Linked DNA regions of Homo sapiens: region 1 is linked to region 2. Evidence: chromatin contacts called from ENCODE Hi-C or POLR2A ChIA-PET data. All regions are on one chromosome and are shown on one strand. Each heading gives the region's core, a stretch centred on a gene start or an enhancer-like site at or near the end of the contact. The rest is flanking DNA. Distances are from core to core; before and after follow the strand shown.

What was found. A loop is a pair of places that touch in the nucleus more often than their neighbours do. ChIA-PET counts read pairs that join two places held with the same protein, here RNA polymerase II (POLR2A). Pooled maps may share reads with other maps.
Region 1: a loop to region 2 is called in a map of pancreas, with 3 times the contacts of the local background. The contact joins two enhancer-like sites. A Hi-C loop is called at or near these places in 1 of 168 maps with a recorded cell type or tissue (pancreas) and 1 of 50 pooled maps. POLR2A ChIA-PET finds 5 or more read pairs at or near these places in 2 of 52 experiments (AG04450 and activated CD4-positive, alpha-beta T cell).

Annotation. Positions count from the first base shown.
Region 1 is chr15:63,254,835-63,257,849 of GRCh38, reverse strand. RAB8B (RAB8B, member RAS oncogene family) reads right to left here. Exons shown (of 8, transcript NM_016530.3): 4 at 2,266-2,343; 5 at 1,256-1,345. Among named protein-coding and RNA genes, the nearest start is that of APH1B, 21 kb to the left of the region's middle. Within about 2 kb of position 1,374, at least 2 of the 41 ENCODE cell types and tissues checked have a DNase peak (open chromatin) inside an H3K27ac peak, as active enhancers do.
Region 2 is chr15:63,134,309-63,137,206 of GRCh38, reverse strand. The region is part of intron 5 of LACTB (lactamase beta); the gene reads right to left. Among named protein-coding and RNA genes, the nearest start is that of LACTB, 14 kb to the right of the region's middle. Within about 2 kb of position 1,251, at least 4 of the 41 ENCODE cell types and tissues checked have a DNase peak (open chromatin) inside an H3K27ac peak, as active enhancers do.

The sequences.
Region 1 (3,015 bases), core at 125-2,624, 120 kb before region 2:
TGACCTCGTGATCCACCCACCTCGGCCTCCCAAAGTGCTGGGATGACAGGTATGAGCCACTGCGCCAGGCCTTAATTAATTTTAATAAATGAGTCCAGAATTGAACAAAAACTTAAATACTAAAGTATTCATGCTTTGATTTCTATTGATTGAGACAAATTGCGAACTCTTATATATTCCTCAAAAAGTTCCTAGTTCATTTACAATGCTAAAATTAAGTAAATGTTTTTAGGGGAAAAAAGTTTGCAGCAAAAGTTCACAGTCAGATTGAAAAACAAAATGTGGCTGGGCATGGTGCCTCACACCTGTAATCCCAGCACTTTGGGAGGCCGAGGCAGGTGGATTGCTTGAGGCCGGGAGTTCAAGAGCAGCCTGGCCAGCACGGCAAAACCGCGTCTCTACTAAAAATACAAAAATTAGCCGGGTATATGTGTGTGGTGGCACATGCCTATAATCCCACCTTCTTGGAGGCTGAGGCATGAGAATTGCTTGAAGCCAGGAGGCAGAGGTTGCAGTGAACTGAGATTACGCCACTGCACTCCAGCCTGGGAGACAGAGCAAGACTTTGTCTCAAAAAAAAAAAAAAAGAAAAGAAAATGCATTTTGCATATATAATTTTTTTAAAGGCTAAAGCAAAATTCCAAGACTTAAAAAGTGAAGCTTCTAAGTCAATTTAGAATCTGTCACAGAAGTAAATATGTACACAAAATATTCCTTTGCTTTACAGGACACAAAAGAGAGAAATGCCCATGCCCATAAACAACATATAAATGACATCCATAGCTTGATCAGTTACAAGGAATTTATCCATAAAACCTAACGCTAATGTGTAGTAAAATATTCTTAGGGAAAAAAATGAATTGGAAAATGATTCCTGTTGAAACTTCACCTATCCCTATAACTTCTTTTTCAAAAAGAATGTTTACTTTAACTTCAAAACTGGGCATTTTCACACAGATCTGGAAGAAACAGCCTGAACTCTAAGCTGCAGGAATCTGAGAAAGGACCAATTTGTATCTCCCAGAAAACATTAGCAAATTCTTTAGGAATGAGTCATGACCACACAGTATAGAGAGCTGGATCTCGAATACTAATTCACACCATTCAAGTATGGATTACATCTCTTTGTTGTTGATATCCAATTTAAAGGGATTAAAACACAGATTTTAAAAAAAATCAATAATTAAATAATATGAAGAAAAGAAATGCTTAATGTGAGTAGATTCCAACCTTTATCCATTCCATTCACATTTACCTTCTCCCCTCTTTCTTTTGACACTTGTCTTTTGTCATTCATATCACATTTGTTACCCAGGATCATTCTTTCGACATCGGAAGAGGCATGCTGCAGGGAGAAAATAGCATGCTATAAAAACAGCCTGAGAAAAACCCGTTACTTAATAGACAAATCCAACCTGTCAGAAACACATGAATTTAATAAGACATAATCTTTTACTCACACAAGGCCTAATTCAGAGAAAAGTTTAAAGATGGGAAGAGGGGCAAAGCTACAGTACAAGAGCCCTCACAGAGCCTGTGCAAACCTTCTTCCCGAGGTTTGGAAAGAAGGTGGAACAAACACAAATAAAGCTTATGGTGATCTAATGACAAAATTTCCAAATATTCAGGTCAAAGAAGGACAAAAACTTGGTACTGAGTGAACCAGTGGAGATGGTATTCTAGATTCTGTACTATTTTAAAAAGAAATTCATCTAAGTTTATAGAAACGTGTACAAAATTATTTCAGAGTCAGATTTCTTTCTTAAGTGACAAAGACATTAAAAAAATCTTAATACCAATTATCCTGGAATTAAAACAATCTTCAAATATCTAAGATGGAGAAAATGTCAGAAGGGCAAAAAGTTGCCAAGGTAAAGAGATAATTGTTGCTAGCCAAACAGCATGGTGGGATAGAAGCTGGGAACCAGATGTTTTAATCCTGGCTCTTCTTTTTAAAGGCTGTATGAGCACAGGCAAATCACTTCTTTCTGTTCTCAGTTATTCATGTGTAAAATGTGATCTAGGATTAAATTATTTCCCATATCTGGCCCAAGCTTAAAATCTTGTGACGTTACTTCTCTGTCCCCCTAACCCCCAGTAGTCAGACTGGCAGCACCAGAGATTTATGGAGCTCTTCAGAGAGAGAGGGCCCAACCTGCCCATGCCCTGCTTCTAAGCAGCTCAGCTGCCTTGCAGACAGAGGAGCCTTTTACAAGCACCCAGCAGGACTCTTCTCCAATGTCACCATTCTCTTTCCACACATACCTCTTCAATGTTTCTGATCCAATTTTTAATATTGTCAAAGGATTTTTCATTTGTGATGTCATAGACCAGCATAATGCCCTATAAGGGGGAAAAATATCTTTATTTAGTACTTTATATATTTAAAGTTATAGTATATAATGTCAATGTACTCCTACCCTCCAGAAACCTTTTGTTTGTCCATTTTTTCCCTTTAAAAAGGGTTCATAATAAATTTGAAAAGTACAGAGAAACAAAAATCAATAAATACTTATTCCACTGGTCTCACCATGTAAATAAAAACCCTTTTAACATTTTCACTGTTAACCTTTAATGAATTAGTGATCGTGGTAAAGGTGATACACCCTTTCTACCTGACCTCACATGATAACAATCAGCCCCAATTGGAGCTGAGTGTTAAGTCAAAACAGCGATAACATTGAGAGTAAGAGTTAATCACTTCCACTGTGCACTTGTTTATTCCAAGTAGAAACTATCTTGCTTTCTACTCTTCTACTAAGATTGAGACCACACTGCTTTAAAATTATTTTTTATGTAGGTTGATCAAAAAATAGGTTGTCACTATTTATCTAAGTACATCACAGACACTTAAAATCCAATGCATTTGTTATACTGGTTTAATGAAAGGCATTCTCATCATATTTTTAAAGACTCCATGTCTGGTATTTCTTTTTTTGAGACACAGTCTCGCTCTGTCACCCAGGCTGGAGTGCAGTGGCATGATCTCCACTCACTGCAAGCTCCACCTCCCGG
Region 2 (2,898 bases), core at 2-2,501:
TATTTGCTACACAGAATCAGTATAGTTATGTGCCTAAACAGAAACAGTGTCCCCACTGTTCCATTTAAGAAAATCCCAATTTTATTCAAGACAACAACATATCCAGTTAAAAACAATTCTCTTGCCTCCCTTACAGCTAAGTGTGATGTTGTGACTCAAATCTGAGCAAAAGAATTTAAGTGCTATTGTGAGGTGGGATTCTGGTGAGATACTTTTAAACAGGTGACAGACACCGTATGGTACTATTTTAAACACATGCATAAACACACAGAGAAGTGATAAAGAAGAGAAATATTTACTCCTGGAAACATAGTAACTCTAAAAAGCCTTAGTCAGGATATTATAAACAGGTTTATGGTTATACCCAACAAGTCAGTAGACTACATAACGAAGCTGGAAACATTTTTTTCCCCTCAAAATGGTACCATAAAACAAATGAATCCAAACATATATATTTATTAAGTTTTACTTCAAGGTTTTATTTTTGCCTGTATCTTTGAAGAGATTCCTTTTACTCCCTGAACTCCCCCAAAAAGCTGGTGCCTTTAAACTCCTTTAAAATAATTATTACAAAAAAGAATCAGAGTTGAGTTTTAGAGGCCCAAATAGATACTGTATCAAATAAAATAAATAAAGCAAACAGACAAAACATTTTCCTAGGTAACAATATTTCCTCTTTTAGTGCCCTATTTTATTTCAGCAGCCCATTTTATCTAACTAAAATGAATCAACTACCCTTTAGAACCATCGAGAACTACCAAAAATTAAAACAAGACAAAACAAAAAAACCAAACCAAAAGCATCTCAGAGCTGATAGGGACCCTTAACACTAGAGATAGAAACCCATCGCCTTTTTTCAAAGAATAGAAAATAAAATGAGCTAGGCTCACGCCTGTAATCCCAACACTTTGGGAGGCTGAGGAGGGAGGATCATTTGAGGTCAGGAGATCAGCCTGGGAAACACAGCAAGATCTCATCTCTACAAAAAAATTTAAAAATCAGCCAGGTGTGGTGGCACACATCTGTAGTTCCAGCTACTTGGAAGGCTGATACAGGAGGATCACTTGAGCCAGGGAGTTCAAGGCTGCAGTGAGGTATGATTGTGCCACTGCATTCCTGCCTAGGCAACAGAGTGAGATCTTGTCTCAAAAAAAAAAAAAAAAAGAAAAGAAAATGAAATTGACTCACCATCATATGGCATATTTTGATTTTTGCGCAAGTCACAAGTTAATTACTCATCAAGAAAACAGGAAATAATAGCTGCTCTGCAGTCTGCACATTCACAGAGACTTAATTTCTAGCTTAGAAAAGAGGCTCAATGAGTGGACATAACGTCCTTCTCCCCCTTATACACAGAGCTAGACGTCCATTTTCAAACTTTCAGATGTCTAGATCTAAATCATAGTAAGGTCATACATCCATGCCATCTTTACTAGAGAATCTTTTTTTAGATTCAACTGACAACTTCTGGTATTTGTCTTTTGTTTTTGAGACAGGGTCTCATTCCATCATCAGGTTAGAGTGCAGTGGCATGATCACAGCTCACTGCGGCATCAACTTCCTGGGCTCAGGTGATCCTCCCCGCTCAGCCTCCAAGTAGCTGGGACTACAGGCGCATGCCACCATGCCCGGCTGATTTTTTTTGTATTGTCTGACAGGGTTTCACCATGTTGCCCAGGCTGGTCTTGAACACCGAGGCTCAAGCAATCCACCCCTCTTGGCCTCCCAATGGTATTTATCATTTTTCTTGTGCTTTCCAGTAAAATATAATGCTAGATCCAAAAATAATAAACACAAAGAGTCTGAAGTAGTTGAGAACCACAGGCCATTTAAAAAATTAAAATTCATTGCTTGTTGCTAATCTAATTTATTTTGGGTCCCCAAGAAATCTCTTTTAGGCCACAAACTGATTTGCAATGCATATTTAATCCTTTTAAATAAGCTGATAATTGAACAATTATAATTTAAATACAACAGAAGATTGAACAAAACTAGTATGTAGATAAGAACACAAAGCTAAAAAATTTTCCAAAAAAAGCCACCATTTCATCTATTTCTTTATAAAGTACAATTAAACCATTTGTAAAGCATGTACTAATGGAAATATGCAAGGTAAAAGTAATAGTTGATTTGTTAAATGTGCTACCTTTCTAACAAATCAAATAATAAAATGGAAAATAAAATATAACTGTAAAATTCCTATCAGTAATTAACATTCAAAATTCTCTTCCAAAGCCCCTTTCACAAATTACTAGCAAAAATTATAATAAAATTTTAGTTTGACATAGTCCACTGAATGGCTTTCAAACTTTTTTTTTAACCTCAACCCACAGTGAGGAATATATTTCTCCTTTTGACTGAATGAAAACACACACACACACACACACACACACATCACACACACATCACACCCTTCTAAAACAGAAGTTTTATGGAGCAACACAGTGGCCAGTGGCATAGATGGCTGGTTGTTCACAAAATTGACTCTTCTTCATTAGTAATAAAGTAAAGCAAGGCACATGCCTGCTCAGCTACAAATTACATTTCTCAGCCTCCCTTGTCGCAAAGTGTGACCATACAGCTAAGTTTTTGCCAACAGAAGGTGGACAGAAATGAAGTGTGACACTTGCAAGTCTGGAGACCTTAAGGCCCTGAGTACATGCTCCATACCCTTTCTCTTTTCAGGAGGCTGGGGCACCTGCAGGGCTGTGATTGAGCTTCAGGTGTACAGACAGGGACACCACTGTGGAGAGAGGAGCAGTAAGATGGATGAATCTGGCCTCTTAAAGGCTTGTGGGGAACCAATCAGAACAGCTCACCTCAGGAATGCTGCAAGGGGGAATTAAACTTTTATTTTCCTCACGCCACTGCATTTTGGTGCCCCTTTAATGCAGCAGC